Regions from separate parts of the Homo sapiens genome. Here region 2 is linked to region 1. A link is a loop called in an ENCODE intact Hi-C map of the cell type or tissue named here. Cell type or tissue: breast epithelium. All regions are shown on one strand. Links, peaks and the distances in the headings refer to the core of each region. The heading gives the core; the rest is flanking DNA. Region 1 has its middle 30 kb from the start of UBE2D2. Region 2 holds the start of SMIM33 (small integral membrane protein 33).

Region 1 (8,330 bases), core at 184-8,183:
GCCTTAGACAGTCTAGTCAAAACACATAAAGAAAGTTTGCTTTAAAAAAACAATGGTTATCTTCAAAAATAAAGGGGAGAGGCAGAATTTATATAAAAAGAGTTATATGATAAATTCTTGTCCTGAAATAAATTAACTGGTTGTTTAAAGAAAAGAATGTTTGTAATAAGTCAAAAAGTTAAAACATGTTTAAAAAATTGTCTGCAAAAGTCATAAAAGAAAAAATTTTATTAAAAAAATTTTAAGCAAAAAATGTTGTATAATTTAAAAGTAATAAGGCCTCCTGTGTACTATTAAGACAGATGCAAATTCCTGGTTGAAATGGATCAAATATTCCATCTGCACATTAAACAAAAGCAATTGTTATGCTTGTGCACATGGCAGGCCAGAGGCCCTGATTGTCCCCCTTCCACTAAGGTGGTCCTCTAGTCGACCAGGCGTGGACTGCATGGTAGCTCTTTTCCAGGATTCTACAGCCTGGAGTAATAAGTCATGCCAAGCTCTCTCTGCTATATCCCAAAGTCTCTGCGGGTCAGCCCCCAAGGGCCATGCAGCTTCTGTCTCCCAACACTAAGTTCACTTCGTGTCTCTCACGGCAGAGAGGAAACTTAGTATTCCTTGGAGACCTGAAGGGATGCAGTGAGCTTAAGAATTTTCAAGAGCTTATCAATCAGTCAGCCCTTGTTCATCCCCGAGTGGATGTGTGGTGGTATTGTGGTGGACCTTTACTGGGCACTCTGCCAAATAACTAGTGTGGCACTTGTGCTTTAGTCCATTTGGCTATCCCTTTCACCCTGGCATTTCATCAACCAAAAAAAAAAAGAAAAAAGAAAAACTCATGTCGGCCCCAGCCCTGAGGCTACCTGACCTGACAAAACTCTTTACACTCTGTGTCAGAAAGAGAAAAAATGGCAGTTGGAGTTTTAACCCAGAATGTAGGGCCCTGACCAAGGCCAGTGGCCTATCTCTCAAAACAACTAGACGGGGTTTCCAAAGGCTGGCCCCCATGTCCAAGGGTCCTGGCAGCAAGGGCCCTGTTAGCACAAGAAGCAAATAAGCTAACTCTTAGACAAAACCTAAACATAAAGTCCCCCCATGCTATGGTGATTTTAATAAATAACAAAGGAAACCATTAGCTAATGAATGCTAGACTAACTAGATACCAAAGCTTGCTCTGTGAAAATCCCCGCATAACCACTGAAGTTTGCAACACCCTAAACCCTGCCACCTTGCTCCCCGTATCAGAGAGCCCAGTTAAACATAACTGTGTAGAAGTACTGGACTCAGTTTATTCTAGTAGGCCCAACCACTGAGACCACGCTTAAACATCAGTAGACTAGGAGCTGTACGTGGATAGGAGAAGCTTCGCCAACCCCTGCAAAGTGACTCTGAAGAAGATGACAAGCCCTGCTCCAGTCACACCCGGAAGCTGACTTGTACACACATGGCCGAAGCATGAGGAAACTCATTGCGGGACTCATTTTCCTCAAAATTTGGACTTGTACAATAAGGACTTCAACTGACCTTCCTCAGACTGAAAACTGTTCCCAGTATATACATCAGGTCACTGAGGTAGGACAAAAGATTGCTACAGTCATATTATTTTATAGTTATTATGAATGCCTAAGAACTCCAAAAGGAACCTGTTTGTATAATAACACTCAGTATAAAGTAGGTAATCCAGGCAGTGACCAGCCCAATGTGTGCTATGACCCCTCTGAACCTCCCAAGATCACAGTCTTTGAAGTAAGACTAAGGACTGGTCCTTTTCTAGGTGACACAAGTAAAGTAATAGCTAGAACAGAAGAAAAAGGGGTCCCCAAAAATGTAATCTTAAAATTTGATGCCTGTGCTGCTATTAATAGTAAACAGCATGGGATAAGATGCAGTTCTCTAGATTGGAAAAAAAGTTACACAGCAGAAAATAAGTACATCTGTCAAAAATCATATTTATGCGAGATGTGTCAATACTGGTCTTGTGTCATTTGAGCTACTTAAAAAGAAAATAAAAAAAGATCCTGTTTGGCTCCAAAAATGAAAAGTCAGCCCCTCCTGCACAAGTGGGAGCTGCATCCTTTTAAAATTGATAATCACAAACCCCTCAGACCCAAGTAAAATAAAAAAAAATGTAACATTAGGCATTGATGGAAAAGGGCTGGATCTTAGTGTAAGCATCCTAATAAAAGGAGAGGTTCAAAAACGCTCTCCAGAACCAGTATTTCAGACCTTCTACCAGTATTTTCTACCAGTATTTCAGTATTTCATGATGAACTAAATGTGCCAGTACCTGAGATTCCAGGAAAAACTAAAAATTTGTTTTTTCCATTAGCCGAACATGTAGCCCAGTCTCTACAAGTCACCTCATGTTATGTCTGTGGAGGAACTGTAACAAGAGATCAATGGCCATGGGAAGCCCGAAAATTAGTTCCTACAGACCCAGTTCCTGATGAATTCCCAGCCCAAAAGAACCACCCTGACAATTTTTGGGTTCTAAAAGTCTCAATTATTGGACAGTATTGCATAGCTAGAGAAGGAAAAGGATTCACTCATCCTGTAAGGTGGCTTAGTTGTCTTAGGCAAAAGCTGTATAATGGTACCACAAAAACAGTTACATGGTAGAGTTCCAATCACACAGAAAGGAATCCATTCAGCAAATTTCCAAAGTTGCAGACTGTTTGGGCCCACCCAGAATTCCACCAGGACTGGACGGCCCCCACCAGGTTATACTGGATATGTGGACACAGAGCTTATGCTAAGCTGCCTGATCAGGACAGGTAGCTGTATAATTGGCACCATTAAGCCATCTTTCTTCTTACTGCCCATAAAAACAGGTGAACTTCTAGGCTTCCCAGTCTATGCTTCCTGCAAAAAATGAAGCATAGCCATAAGTGATTAGAAAAATAATGAATGGCCCTCTGAAAGAATCATACAATACTATAGACCCGCCACTTAGGCACAAGAAGGCTCATGAGGATATCGAACCCCTATCTACATGCTCAACTGAATCATACAGTTGCAAGCTGTTTTAGAAATTATTACTAATAAAACCGGTCAAGCCTTGACCGTTCTTGCCCAGCAAGAGACTCTGATGAGAAATGCTATCTATCAAAATAGAATAGTTCTTGACAACTTGGTAGCAGCTGAAGGAGGAGTTTGTAGAAAATTTAACCGTACTAATTATTGTCTACACATAGATGATCAGGGGCAAGTAGTTGAGAATATAGTTAAAGATATAACAAAACTGGCACATGTACCTGTGCAAGTGTGGCATGGACTCAGTCCGGGAGCCATGTTTGAAAATTGGTTCCCAGCAATAGGAAAATTTAAAACTCTTGTAATAAAAATAATAATAGTAATAGGAACCTGCTTACTGCTCCCTTGTCTTATACCTGTATTTCTCCAAATGATAAAAAACTTCGTTGCCACCTTAGTTCACAAAAATGCTTCAGCACAAGCATACTATGTAAATCACTATCAATCTATTGCACAAAAAGACATAAGTAGCAAAAACAAAAGTGAGAACTCCCACTAATAAAAAGTGAGAGTCTCAAAGGGGGGGAAATGAGGGAAGAGAGAGACCCTCTCATATTGTTTTATATTATTTTATACTCAGTACCTGTTTTAAGAAAAAACAACAAAGAAGTAAAATCAAAGACAGGCAGCCCGGCACCAGGCCTGAAAGCAGGCCTGGGCCTGCCTGGCCTAAACCCAGTAGTTAAAAATCAACCCATAACTTAGAAACTGATGTTATTCATAGATTCCAGCCATTGTATAGAAGAACATTGTGAAATTCCCTGCCCTGTTCTGTTTCTCTCTGACCACCGGTGCATGCAGCCCCTGTCACGTACCGCCTGCCTGCTCAAATCAATCACAACCCTTTCATGTGAAATCTTTAGTGTTGTGAGCCCTTAAAAGGGACAGAAATTGTGCACTCGGGGAGATCGGATTTTAAGGCAGTAGCTTGCCGATGCTCCCAGCTGAATAAAGCCCTTCTACAACTCGGTGTCTGAGAGGTTTTGTCTGTGGCTTGTCCTGCTACAAGCTGAGATTGCATCACATACCCCTGCACTCCAGCTTGGGTGACAGAGTGAGACCCTATCCAAAAAAAAAAAAAGAAAGAAAAAGAAAGAAAGAAAAGAAAAGAAAATAATGCCTGGCTGGACACTGTGGCACATGCCTGTAATCCCAGCACTTTGGGAGGCCGAAGTGGGAGGATCACTTGAGCTCAGGAGTTTTAGAACAGCCTGGGCAACAGTGTGGGACCTTGTCTCTACAAAAAATACAAAAACAAAAACAAAAACAAAAACAAAAAACCAGGTGGGTATAGTGGAATGCACCTGTAATCCCAGCTACTCGGGAGGCTAGGGTGGGAGGTTTGCTTGAACCCAGGGGGTCGAAGCTGCAATGAGCCATGGTCATGCAGCTGCACTCCACCCTGGGCAACAGAGAAAGATCCTGGTTGTGTTTTTTTTTTAATTATGCATGACCTCATTTATGATGAGGGATGTTTTGGGGGTGTGAGGAAACACTGTTGGTGGGGGATGTAAATGAGTACAACTTCCTTAGCAAATAATCTGTTAATATCTATCGAAAATTTCAGTTTGCATATCCTTTGACATAGCAATATTACATCTAGGAATTTATTCTACTTTTTTTTTTTTTTTGGGGGGGACAGAGTCTTGCTCTGTTGCCCAGGCTGAAGTACAGTGGCACGATCTCGGCTCACTGCAATCGACCTCCACCTCCCGGGTTCAAGCAATTCTACTGCCTCAGCCTCCCCAGTAGCTGAGATTACAGGCGCCTGCAACAACTCCCGGCTAGTTTTCGTATTTTTTTTTTTTTTCTGAGATGGAGTCTCATTCTGTTGCCCAGGCTGGAGGGCAGTGGCACGATCTCGGCTCACTGCAAGCTCCGCCTCCTCGGTTCACGCCATTCTCTTGCCTCAGCCTCCCGAGTAGCTGGGACTACAGGTGCCCGACATCACACCCGGCTAATTTTTTGTATTTTTAGTGGAGACGGAGTTTCACCATATTAGCCAGGATGGTATCAATCTCCTGACCTCGTGATCCGCCCGCCTTGGCCTCCCAAAATGCTGGGATTACAGGCGTGAGCCACCGCGCTTGGCCTAGTTTTTGTATATCTAGTAGAGACAAGGTTTCACCATGTTGGCCACATTGGTCTCGAACTCCTGACCTCAACGGATCAGCCTGCCTCGGCCTCCCAAAGTGCTGGGATTACAGGCATGAACCTCCATGCCTTGCCCTATTCTACTATTTTTAATGTGCTAAAAAATGAACCTCAGCCAGGCACGGTGGCTCACTCCAGTAATCCTAGCACTTTGGAAGGCCAAGGCGGGTGGATCACCTGAGATCAGGAGTTTGAGACCAGCCTGGCCAACATGGCGAAACCCCGTCTCTACTAAAAAATACAAAAATTAGCTGGGCGTGGTGGCACTTGCCTGTTATCCCAGCTACTCGGGAGGCTGAGGCTGGAGAATCACTTGAACCCGGGAGGCGGAGGTTGCAGTAAGCTGAGATCGCGCCACTGGACTCCAGCCTGGGTGACAGAGCAAGACTCCATCTCAAAAAAAAAAAAAAATATATGGACCTCAACTCCTCAACTTAAATATCCTTCAATAGGGGATATACATACACATACACACTTTTTTTGGTGTGTGAGAGATGGAGTCTCACTCTGTCCCCCAGACTGAGTGCAGTGGTGCAATCTCAGCTCACTACAACCTCTGTGTTGAAAAAAAAATCATTGAATTGTACACCTAAAATGAATGAAATTGATGGCATGTAAATTATACCTCAAAAAAGAGGTTGAAAGGAAAAGAAAAGGGGCCGGGCGTGGTGGCTCACGCCTGTAATCCCCAACACTTTGGGAGGCCAAGGCAGGTGTATCACCTGAGGTCAGGAGTTCAAGACCAGCCTGGCCAACATGGCAAGTTCCTGTCTACTAAAAATACAAAAATTAGCTGGGCGTGGTGTCTGGCGCCGTTAATCCCAGCTACTCGGGAGGCTGAGGCAGGAGAATCGCTTGAACCAGGGAGGAGGAGGTTGCGGTGAGCCCAAGATCGCGCCATTGCACTCTAGCCTGGGCAACAAGAGCTAAACTCCGTCTCAAAAAAAAAAGAAAAGAAAAGAAAAGAAAAGGATTGATAAATTGATAAGGACCAGTGTATTACTGGGAGCGTCAGAAAACAAGTAATTCCAAGAATTTAACTAGAGAACAATCTCAGCATAAATTAAAAAACATCTTTTTTTTTTTTTTGAGACGGAGTCTCACTCTGTCACCCAGGCTGGAGTGCAGTGGCAGGATATTGGCTCACAGCAACCTCCGCCTCCCGGGTTCAAGCGATTCTCCTGCCTCAGCCTCCCGAGTAGCTGGGATTACAGGCGCCCGCCACCAAGCCTGGCTAATTTTTGTATATTTAGTAGAGACACGGTTTCACCATTTTGGCCAGGCTGGTCTTGAACTCTTGACCTTGTGACCCACCCGCCTCAGCCTCTCAAAGTGCTGGGATTACAGGCGTGAGCCACCGCGCCTGGCAAAAAAAACATTTTTTTTTTTAACCTGCACATTCTTTGACCTGGCATCTTCACTTCTGGAAATTTATTACAGGCCAGGCACAGTGTCTCACACCTGTAATCCCAGCATTTTGGGAGGCCCAGGCGGGCAGATCACCTGAGGTCAGGAGTTCGAGACCAGCCTGACCAACATGGAGAAAACCGGTCTCTACTAAAAATGCAAAATTAGCCAGGGGCAGTGGCTCACGCCTGTAATCCCAGCACTTTGGAAGCCTGAGGCAGGCTGATCACGAGGTCAGGAGATCGAGACCATCCTGGCTAACACGGTGAAACCTCTTCTCTACTAAAAATACAAACCATTAGCCGGGCGTCGTGGCGGGCGCCTGTAGTCCCAGCTACTCAGGAGGCTGAGGCAGGAGAATGGCGTGAACCCCGGAGTCGGAGCTTGCAGTGAGCCGAGATCGCGCCACTGCACTCCAACCTGGGTGACAGAGTGAGACACTGTCTCAGGAAAAAAAAAAAAAAAAAATTAGCCAGGCATGGTGGCACATGTCTGTAATCCCAGCTACTCAGGAGGCTGAGGCAGGAGAATCGCTTGAACCTGTGAGGCTGAGGTTGTGGTGAGCAGAGATCATGCCATTGCACTCCAGCCTGGGCAACAAGAGTGAAACTCTGTCTCAAAAAAAAGCATAAAAAAAAGAAATTTATTCTAAGGAAACAGTTAATTGGGCACAAACATTTGTACAATAATATTTCCTATAGTATTGTTTAGAATATTGAATATCTGAAAATAATTCAAGGCTGGGTGCGGTGGCTCACACCTGTAATCCCAGCAGTTTGGGAGGCCAAGGCTAGAGGATTGCTTGAGCTCAGGAGTTCAAGACCAGCCTGGGCAACATGGCAAAACCTTGTCTCTGCTAAAAATAGAAAAATTAGCCAGGTTTGGTGGTACATGCCTGTAGTCCCAGCTACTCAGGAGGCTGAGGTGGGGAGAATCGCTTGAACCTGGGAGGCAGAGGTTTCAGTGAACCAAGATCTCATGCCACGGCGCTCCAGCCTGGGTGACAAAGTGAGACTTTATCTCAAATAAATAAATAAATAAATAAAGTCAGGGTGTGGTGGCTCACGCCTGTAATCCCAGCACTTTGGGAGGCAGAGGCAGGTGGGTCACGAGGTCAGGAGTTCAAGACCAGCCCGGCCAAGATGGTGAAATCCCGTCTCTACTAAAAATACAAAAAAAAAAAAAAAAAGAGACTTGCATGGTGGCGGGCACCTGTAGTCCCAGCTACATGGGAGGCTGAGGCAGGAGAATTGCTTGAACCTGGGAGGCAGAGGTTGCAGTGAGCCGAGATCGCGCCATTGCACTCCAGCCTGGGAGCGAGACTCCGTCTCAAAAAAAAACAAAAAACAAAAAAACAAAAATCAGCCGGATGCAGTGGCAGACGCCTGTAATCCCAGCTACTTTGGAGGCTGAGGCGGGAGAATTGCTTGAACCCAGGAGGCAGAGGTTGCAGTGAGCCGAGATCACACGACTGCACTCCAGCCTGGGTGACAGAGTGACACTATCTCAAAAAAAAATTCAAAAGTTCTCTAATAGAGAATTAGTTAAATAAATATGGAAGGCTATGCCCCTATCAAAGAGCATGAGGCAGGTTTCCATGTATTGACACAAAAGATATTTATGATATACATTTTTATTATTATGGAACATCTGCAACATATACAAAGGTAGAGGAAATGTATTACAGTGAGCTCTCATGCACTCCTTATCCAGCTTCAACAATTACTAACTGTGAG
Region 2 (8,330 bases), core at 277-8,276, 64 kb before region 1:
CATCCTCACTGGGGTGAGGTGTCCCCTGTCCTCGGCATCCAGCAGCACTCATCCTTATCCCAGGATTCTCTCTGTTGCAGACTGCAAGCCAGCATTGTGACTTTTTTCAATATTCCTAGGACCTGGCACAATGCCTGCCACATAGCAGGTCCTCAGCACATATTTATTGAACTAAACTCAAAAGATTTAAGGTCAGGGCTGCGCAATGGCTCATGCCTACAGTCCAGCACTTTGAGACGTTGAGGCAGGAGGATTTCTTGAGGCCAGGAGTTTGAGACCAGACTAAGCAACACAGCAAGACCCTGTCTCTACAAAAAAAAAAAAAAAAAAAATTTAATTAGCCAGTCATGATGGTGCATGCCTGTAGTCCTAGCTACTCAGGAGGCTAAGGCAAGAGGACCTCTTGAGCCCAAGAGTTCAAGGCTGCAGTGAGCTATGATCAGAGTGAGACTCCATCACTGAAATTAAAAAAAAAAAAAAAAAGATTCGAAAGCAGAGGAATGTCAGAAACAATCCTACCTCCTTAATATTAATTATATTATTGTTATTAATTCCCTTCCAGTCTATTTGCCTTCCAGTCTTTGACAATATGCATATACATATACAATCATTTAAATGAATGGTATCCTTTTTTCTTTCCTTTTTTTTTGTTTTTTTTTTTTTTGAGACAGAGTCTCTCACTGTTGCCCATACTGGAATGCAGTGTAAGATGTCTGCTCACTGCAGCCTCCACCTCCCAGGTTCAAGCCATTCTCATGCCTCAATCTCCAGCGTAGCTGGGACTGCAGGCTCACGCCACCACGCCCACCTAATTTTTGTATTTTTAGTAGAGACGGTTTCACCATGTTGGCCAGGCTGGTCTCAAACTCCTGACCTTGTGATCCACCCACCTCAGCCTCCCGAAGTGCTGGGATTACAGGCATGAGCCACCATGCCTAGCCCTTTTTTCTTTATTTTCTTAATATTTTATTTTGAAACAGTCACAAGAAAAGTTGGAAGTACATTACACAGAACTTTTTTCCCTGAACTGTTGTTCAGAGTAAATTGTCAACAGGATGCCCCATCACCCCGAATAGTTTAGTGTGTATTTCCTACAAGGGACAGTCTCCTACATAATCACAATACAGCCATCAAAATTAGGAAATTAATATAAATATATTAATACCATCTAATCTTCAGATCCTATTCAAATTTTGACAGTTGTTTCAATAATGTCCTTTATAGCGAAAGGATCCTGCCCAGAATTACTCACTGAAAGTCTCTTCAGTCTCCTTCAATCCGGAATAGTTCAGACTTTCCTTGATTTTCATGGCCTAAACACTTTTGAAGGTTACAGTACAGTTATTTTATAGAAGTTCTCTCAATTTCGGTTTCTCTGATGTTTCCTCATAAGATTTAGGTTATCTAGGCTGGGAGCAGTGGCTCATGCCTGTAATCCCAGCACTTTGGGAGGCCGAGGTGGGTGGATCACGAGGTCAGGAGACTAAGACCATCCTGGCTAACACGATGAAATCCCGTCTCTACAAAAAATACAAAAAATTAGCCAGGCGTGGTGGCGGGTGCCTGTAGTCCCAGCTACTTGGGAGGCTAAGGCAGGAGAATGGCGTGAACCCAGGTGGTGGAGTTGCAGTGAGCCAAGATCATGCCACTGCACTCTAGCCTGGGCGACAGAGTGAGACCCTGTCTCAAAAAATTAATTAATTAATTAATTAATTAATTAATTAAAATTTAGGTTATCTATCTCGGCAGTGACATCAAAGAAGCAATGTTGAGTCTCTCTCTTTGCATCCTATCAAATAATGCATTATTTTTTCCTTTTTTTTTTAAGAGACAGGGTCTCAGGGCTGGGTGTGATGGCTCACGCCTGTAATCCAGCACTTTGGGAGGCCAAGGAGGGAGGACTGCTTGAGCTCAGGATTTTGAGACCAGCCTGGGCAACATGGCAAAACCTTGTCTCTGCTAAAAATTAAAAAATTAGCTAGGTTTGGCGGTACATGCCTATAGTCCCAGCACTCAGGAGGCTGGAATGGGGAGGATGGCTTGAACCTGGGAGGCAGAGGTTGCAGTGAGCCAAGATTGTGTCACTGCACTCCAGCCTGGAAGACAGAGCCAGACCCTGACTCAAAAGGAAAAAAAAAAGAGAGAGAAGGATCTGGCTCTGTCACCCGGACTGGAGTGCAATGGCACAATCTCACTTCACTGAAGCCTTGAACTCCTGGGTTCAAGTGACCCTCCTGCCTCAACCTCCTGAATTGCTGGGATTACAGGCATGAGCCACAATGCCTGGCTCAATTTTTTTTTTTTTTTTCTGCGATGGAGTCTCGTTCTGTCACCCAGGCTGGAGTGCAGTGGCGTGATCTCAGCTCACTGCAACCTCTGCCTCTTGGGCTCAAGCAATTCTCCTGCCTCTCGGCTCACTACAACCTCCACCTCCTGGGTTCAAGTGATTCTCCTGACTCAGCCTCCCGAGTAGCTGGGATTACAGGCACCCACCATCATGCCCAGCTAATGTTTATATTTTTGTAGAGATGGGGTTTCACCATGTTGGCCAGGCTGGTCTTGAACTCCTGACCTCAGGTGATCTGCCCGTCTCGGCCTCCCAAAGTGCTGGGATTACAGGCGTGAGCCACCACGCCCAGCCTGCAAAGACCCTTTTTCCAAATAATGTAACATTCACATGTTCTGGGGATTAAGACATGGACATATCGTTTTGGGGGCCACAAGTTAGCCCACCACAGCCAGTTTTCTCCACTCTAAAGTTACACTTTTATCCTTTATAATTAATAGAGATGTTATGAGGAGATATTTTCTATATCTATATATAAACTCATGTATTTCTGTTTTATTCACTAGGTTGGAATACAATCATTTATTGTTCTGATGCTCAAATTGTCTCCATTTTGGCCACTGTTAGCCCCTACAAGCTGGCTTCTGTGTCCTTTTGACACGTCTCCATCATTTTTTGAGCACTTCCTTACTTTCTGGCATAATAAGATGTTTCAGGCTTTTTTTTTTTTTTTTTTTTTTTTGAGGCAGAGTTTCGCTCTGGTTGCCCAGGGGGAGTGCAATGGCATGATCTCGGCTCACTGCATTCTCCTTCTCCCAGGTTCAAGTGATTCTCCTGCCTCAGCCTCCTGAGTAGCTGGGATTATAGACACACACCACGAAGCCTGGCTAATTTTTGTATTTTTAGTAGTGACGGGGTTTCACCATATTGTCCAGGCTGGTCTCAAACTCCTGGCCTCAAGTGATCCACCCACCTCGGTCTCCCAAAGTGCTGGGATTACAGGTGTGAGCCACCGCACCCGGCTTCCAGGCACTTCTTGTGCTTCACCTGCCCCAGCCCTGGAATCGGCTGTTTCTTTAAGGGGTCTTCATTCCTTTTGGTGCAAATGATATTTAGAAACTGAGGGCCGGGCACAGTGGCTCATACCTGCAATCCCAACAATTTGGGAGACCTAGGCATGAGGATCGCTTTAGCTCAGGAGTTTGAGACCAGCCTGAGCAACATAGTGAGATATCGTCTGTGCAAAAAAAATTTTTTAATTACCCGGGTGGGGTGGTGTGTGCCTGTAGTCCCAGCTACTCAGGAGGCTGAGGTGGGAGGATCACTTGAGCCTGGGAGGTTGAGGCTGCAGTGAGCGAGATCATGCCACTGCACTCCAGCCTGGGCCACAGAGTGAGACCCTGTCTCAAAAAAACAAATTTTTTCAAAAGAAAGAAACCGAGGTCTGAGTCGTCAGTGTGCTCGTTGGTGCTAGGGAGTAGCATCTCTAAGGCCCTTCTCTGACTCCCATGATCCTTAAATACTTACTTATTGGATCACTCCCCTTTCAGTAACCAAGCTCCCATTTCTGCTCCCATTCCTTCCCCACCATGTGGATGCCTTCTTCACCCTCTCACTCGTCCTCATTTGAAGTGCACAATTCAGTGGCTTTTTTTTTTTTTTTGAGACAGTCTCCCTCTGTTGCTCAGGCTGGAGTGCAGCCGCACAATCTCGGCTCACTGCAACCTCTGGCTCCCGGGTTCAAGCTATTCTCCTGCCTCAGCTTCCTGGGTAGCTGGGATTACAGACACGCCACCAAGCCTGGCTAATTTTTGTGTTTTTAGTAGAGATGGGGTTTCACCATGTTGGCCAGGCTGGTCTTGAACTCCTGACCTCAGGTGATCCACCCACCTCGGCCTCCCAAAGTGCTGGGATTACAGGCCTGAGTCACCACACCAGCCTCAGTGGTTTGTTTGTTTGTTTGTTTGTTTGTTTGTTTTCAGGCAGAGTCTCGCTCTGTTGCCCAGGCTGGAGTGCAGTGGCATGATCTCGGCTCACTGCAAACTCCGCCTCCAGGGTTCATGCCATTCTCCTGCCTCAGCCTCCAGAGTAGCTGGGACTACAGGCGCCCACCACCACGCCCGGCTAATTTTTTGTATTTTTAGTAGAGTTGGGGTTTCACCGTGTTAGCCAGGATGGTCTCGATCTCCTGACCTTGTGATCTGCCCACCTCGGCCTCCCGAAGTGCTGGGATTACAGGCGTGAGCCACCGGGCCCGGCTGCCTCAGTGGTTTTTATATATTTAGAGAGTTGTTCACTCACCCCAAATAAAATCAATTTTATAACATTTCCATTACCCTAAAAAGAAACCCCACACTCCTTACAGACCTATAGCTTTTTACAAGGCTAGAAGTGGGGTGTGGTAGAGGAAAGCAGCCTTTGCTCCTTACTTACCCAACTCTAGCCCAGAGTTTCCGATGACCTCAAAAGTCAGCCGCCTCTCAGACCTGCCCTGAGTCTATCATGGCAACCCCACTCTGGCCTGCTCAGGGTATTCCCACAGGCCCCTGTCCTTCGGCTCCCTCTGCAGACTCCTCAGCCTGCCTGCCTTTGGTGGTGACAGAGTGAAAGAAGGGTTGCTCTTTGCCTTCCTCTGGCCAGCAAAGCCACTTCCACCCTCCCCCAGAGAGATGGAAAGGAGGTGGAGGTTGCAATGAGCCGAGATTTCGCCACTGCACTCCAGCCTGGGTGACAGAACAAGACTAAGTCTCAAAAAAAAAAAAAAGAGTCATGGTTCCTGGAAAGATGAGCCTCCGCATACCTGTTACATAAGACAAAGTGTGACAAATGTTAGGAGCGGGTAAGAAACATTATGCTGTAAGGCTTAAGGAAAAGAAAGCAAGTTACTCAAGTACAGGGCTGAAAAATTCGTCCCTAGAGGAGGCCACACTTGACCTAAGCTATAACAGATGTTTAAGGTTTAGACGGCAGGAATGGGTGGGCAGCTCATAGCAGTGGTAGAGAAGTGACACAGAAGGCTGGGGCTGTAGTCTGGTCCCAGAAGTTCCACCGTATTATCCTCTCGGAAGCCCTTTAGGAGACAGATCCAGGATTAATGAGGGAGGAAAGGGAAGAAGTAGTCATCAGAAGGATCAAAAATTGGGCTTTTGGACACAGGGACCGGAGCCCCAGTGGAGATATCTGCCAGAGCAATGGCACATGTGTCTTGAGGAGGCAGGAGGTGAATAGCAGTGGCCGAAGTTCAGGACCCGTGGCAGAGTCCAGATTCCCTCTGGCTAAAGTCTAAATGGACCAAGGTGGGAAGCAGAGGATGAGCAGAGCCTTTGATCCCGTTGGGAGGGGGTCAGCCAGGGGCTTCAGGGTCAGCCAGGGGCTTCAAGGTCAGCCAGCAATAGGTCCCGCTCACTTTGCAGATCAGGTCAGCAGTCCAGGGATCTGGGCTCAAGTGAACTTGGAGGTCTGAGTGGGGGCCCTGGATGTCAGGATGTGGGCAGCTCGGCTGAGAGACAAGGAACCAGGATGCTACATTCTGTTTCATCCTGGATCAAGACTCCAGCGGAGGGGAGTTCCCAGGGTGTCTCTGGCTCTCCAGACTGGAAGGGAGGATGGTGAGTGCACAGCAATGGACAGAATGAGGGATGGCTGGTCCCACAGAGTTAGCTGTGGCTAAAAAAAACTGTCTCTAGAGAGAGGAGAGATTGGTGGGCAGTTTTTGTGACTTGGACACATTAAAACACATACATACTCTCAAATGAAGTTGCATTCAGGCAAATGCAAAGAAATACAGAATTCATATTTATAAAAACCAAAAGAAAAAAGGGAAAACAATGCCTTGTGTGAGAATAATAAACATCAAATTCTATTATTATTATTTTTTTGAGATGGGGTCTCCCCCTGTTGCACAGGCTGCAGTGTAGTGACACGAACATGGTTCATGGTCTTTGATCTCCTGTGCTCAGTGATCCTCCCACCTCAGCCTCCCAAGTAGCCGGGACTATGGGTATACACCACCACACCCAGCTAATTTTTAAATTTTTTGTTGAGATAAGGTCTCACTATGTTGCCAAGACTGGTCTCGAACTCCTAGCCTCAAGTGATCCTCCTGCCTTGGCCTCCCAAAGTGCTGGGATTACAGGCATGGGCCACCACACCCGGCCAATAAACATCAAATTCTATGAGATGTTTATCCCTGTGGTGAGAAGGAGGGGAGAGGTCAGGAAGTGAGGGCTTCTGTTTTCATTGTAATATTAATATTTTAAAAATAAATGTGACAAACTATTGAGAGAAGACAGAGCTGGTGGTTGAGCCTTGGAGATTTAGAGACTTATTATGTATTTATTAAAGAGAGAATGTATCTGCAGTTTCCATTGTGTTTGAAATATTGTACTTAGAGGCTGGGCACGGTGGCTCACACCTGTAATCCCAGCACTTTGGGAGGCCGAGGTGGGTGGATCACGAGGTCAGGGGTTCGAGACCAGCCTGACCAACATGGTGAAACCCCGTCTCTACTAAAAATACAAAAATTAGCTGGTCATGGTGGTGGGTGCCTGTAATCCCAGCTACTCAGGAGGCTGAGGCAGGAGAATTGCTTGGACCCGGGAGGCGGAGGTTGCAGTGAGCCCAGATCACGCCACTGCACTCCAGCCTGGGCGACACAGCGAGACTCCATCTCAAAAAAAAAAAAAAAGAAATATTGCATTTAGAAAGAAAAGATCAAAGGACAATAACTCCAGGAAATTGGTTAAGGCGAGGAGCCAGCATGACTTGGTGGGGGGCAGATTAGGTTGGGGCTCTGGCCAGGCTTCTGAGATCTGGTGGAGGAGGGGTGGTCAGGCACACCCAGGCTCCTGAAGCTGGCAGGGGGCATGAAAGGAGGCGCCAAGGAGGAAGATTAAGGTACTATCAGAGTTAAGGGCAGAGCCCAGGGTAGCCCAGATGTTCCCGGAAGGAAGTGCAAGCGCAGGAGAGCGGTGAGAGTGTGTGCACAGGGTGTGTGCCCATGGGCCCCGCAGACGTGGCAGCTCCGGGTAGGGGCTGAATTAGGGTGGCCAGCCCTCCTTTACCCAGCTGGCTGCCAGTCCCAAGGGAGCCCTGTGTCGGCCCGGACAATGCACCAGGTAGACTCTGCTCACCCCTTCCTGCCAGGCTGGGCTGACTCCCTGCAGGGTCCCCCTGTCTGTCACCAGCCTCAGCTTCCCCTTTTCCTCTGCACATCTAGAGCTGCTTCCCCACCCCCTGCCCTGGGAACTTTGTGGCCTGGGACCCAGAGACACTTGCAAGGTAGGGTGGGGGGTGTGCCTTTCCACGAAGGGATGCATGTGGGAGATGGGATAGTGTGGACAAGGGGACTGAGGGGCTAAAGGACATGGGTTTGTCCTGGGAAGCCTTTCCTGGCCTACCCATGGGGAGGGCCATGCTGAGAGTGCAGGGTTAGAGAGAGGGGCTCCACCCGCTAAGATTTGTTCCAGGATGGCCCATCTGGGAAGGGGAAGCTAGGGAGGCAAAGTTTCTTGGGCCTGTGAGGACCTCAGCTCTAGGGTTTACAGTTTTGCCATTTGCTACCTTCACTACAATGCCACCACCCCCATCTAATACCAAGCAGGGTGGAGTCAGACAGGGGTACGGATCGTGACCCCCAGCTTTTGGTAGAAGAACACTGGGACTTGGACAGAGGAAGACTGGCACAGGGTCTCCACAATCCATCCTGGGCAGAGCCAGGAGTCCACACTGGGCACCCCCTCTCCTCCAGGACCCCAGAACCTGATGTTGAGACCTCGGCAGGGTGGCAGGGGTACAGTTATGGAAAGAGGCATCCCCCTGCCTTCTAAGTTCACATCCCCTCTACCTCTACCTCTACCTCTCCCGCCGCCAGGGCACCACCTGTCTGTCTTCTGTGTGAGTGGGGAGTAAGGGGAGCCTAAAATGCTGGACAAGGACCCCCTTTCCCCAGGACTTTAAGAAGCAGGTGCTCTCTGCCCACTGCCTAGGATGTGGGGACAGCAGCCCATAGCGTGCCAAGACTCCCGACCCAGGGCACAGGATC

Evidence for each region. A loop is a pair of places that touch in the nucleus more often than their neighbours do. Peaks named below come from ENCODE experiments on the same cell type or tissue, not always from the same donor. Only the 100,000 strongest peaks of a DNase experiment are listed, where the experiment ranks them.
Region 2: a loop joins it to region 1, with 20 times the contacts of the local background. A loop is called at or near these places in 3 of 110 quality-filtered maps.

The regions. Positions count from the first base shown.
Region 1 is chr5:139,527,525-139,535,854 of GRCh38, forward strand. It overlaps a transcript of UBE2D2 not described here. Among named protein-coding and RNA genes, the nearest start is that of UBE2D2, 30 kb to the right of the region's middle. In breast epithelium, for the core only: no CTCF peak of the experiment used is centred there; no DNase peak of the experiment used is centred there.
Region 2 is chr5:139,463,727-139,472,056 of GRCh38, forward strand. SMIM33 (small integral membrane protein 33) reads left to right here and starts at 7,278. Exons shown (of 2, transcript NM_001365197.1): 1 at 7,278-7,404. The coding sequence starts at 7,396. RefSeq lists a silencer at 4,718-5,012. In breast epithelium, for the core only: no CTCF peak of the experiment used is centred there; no DNase peak of the experiment used is centred there; H3K27ac peaks cover 262 bases.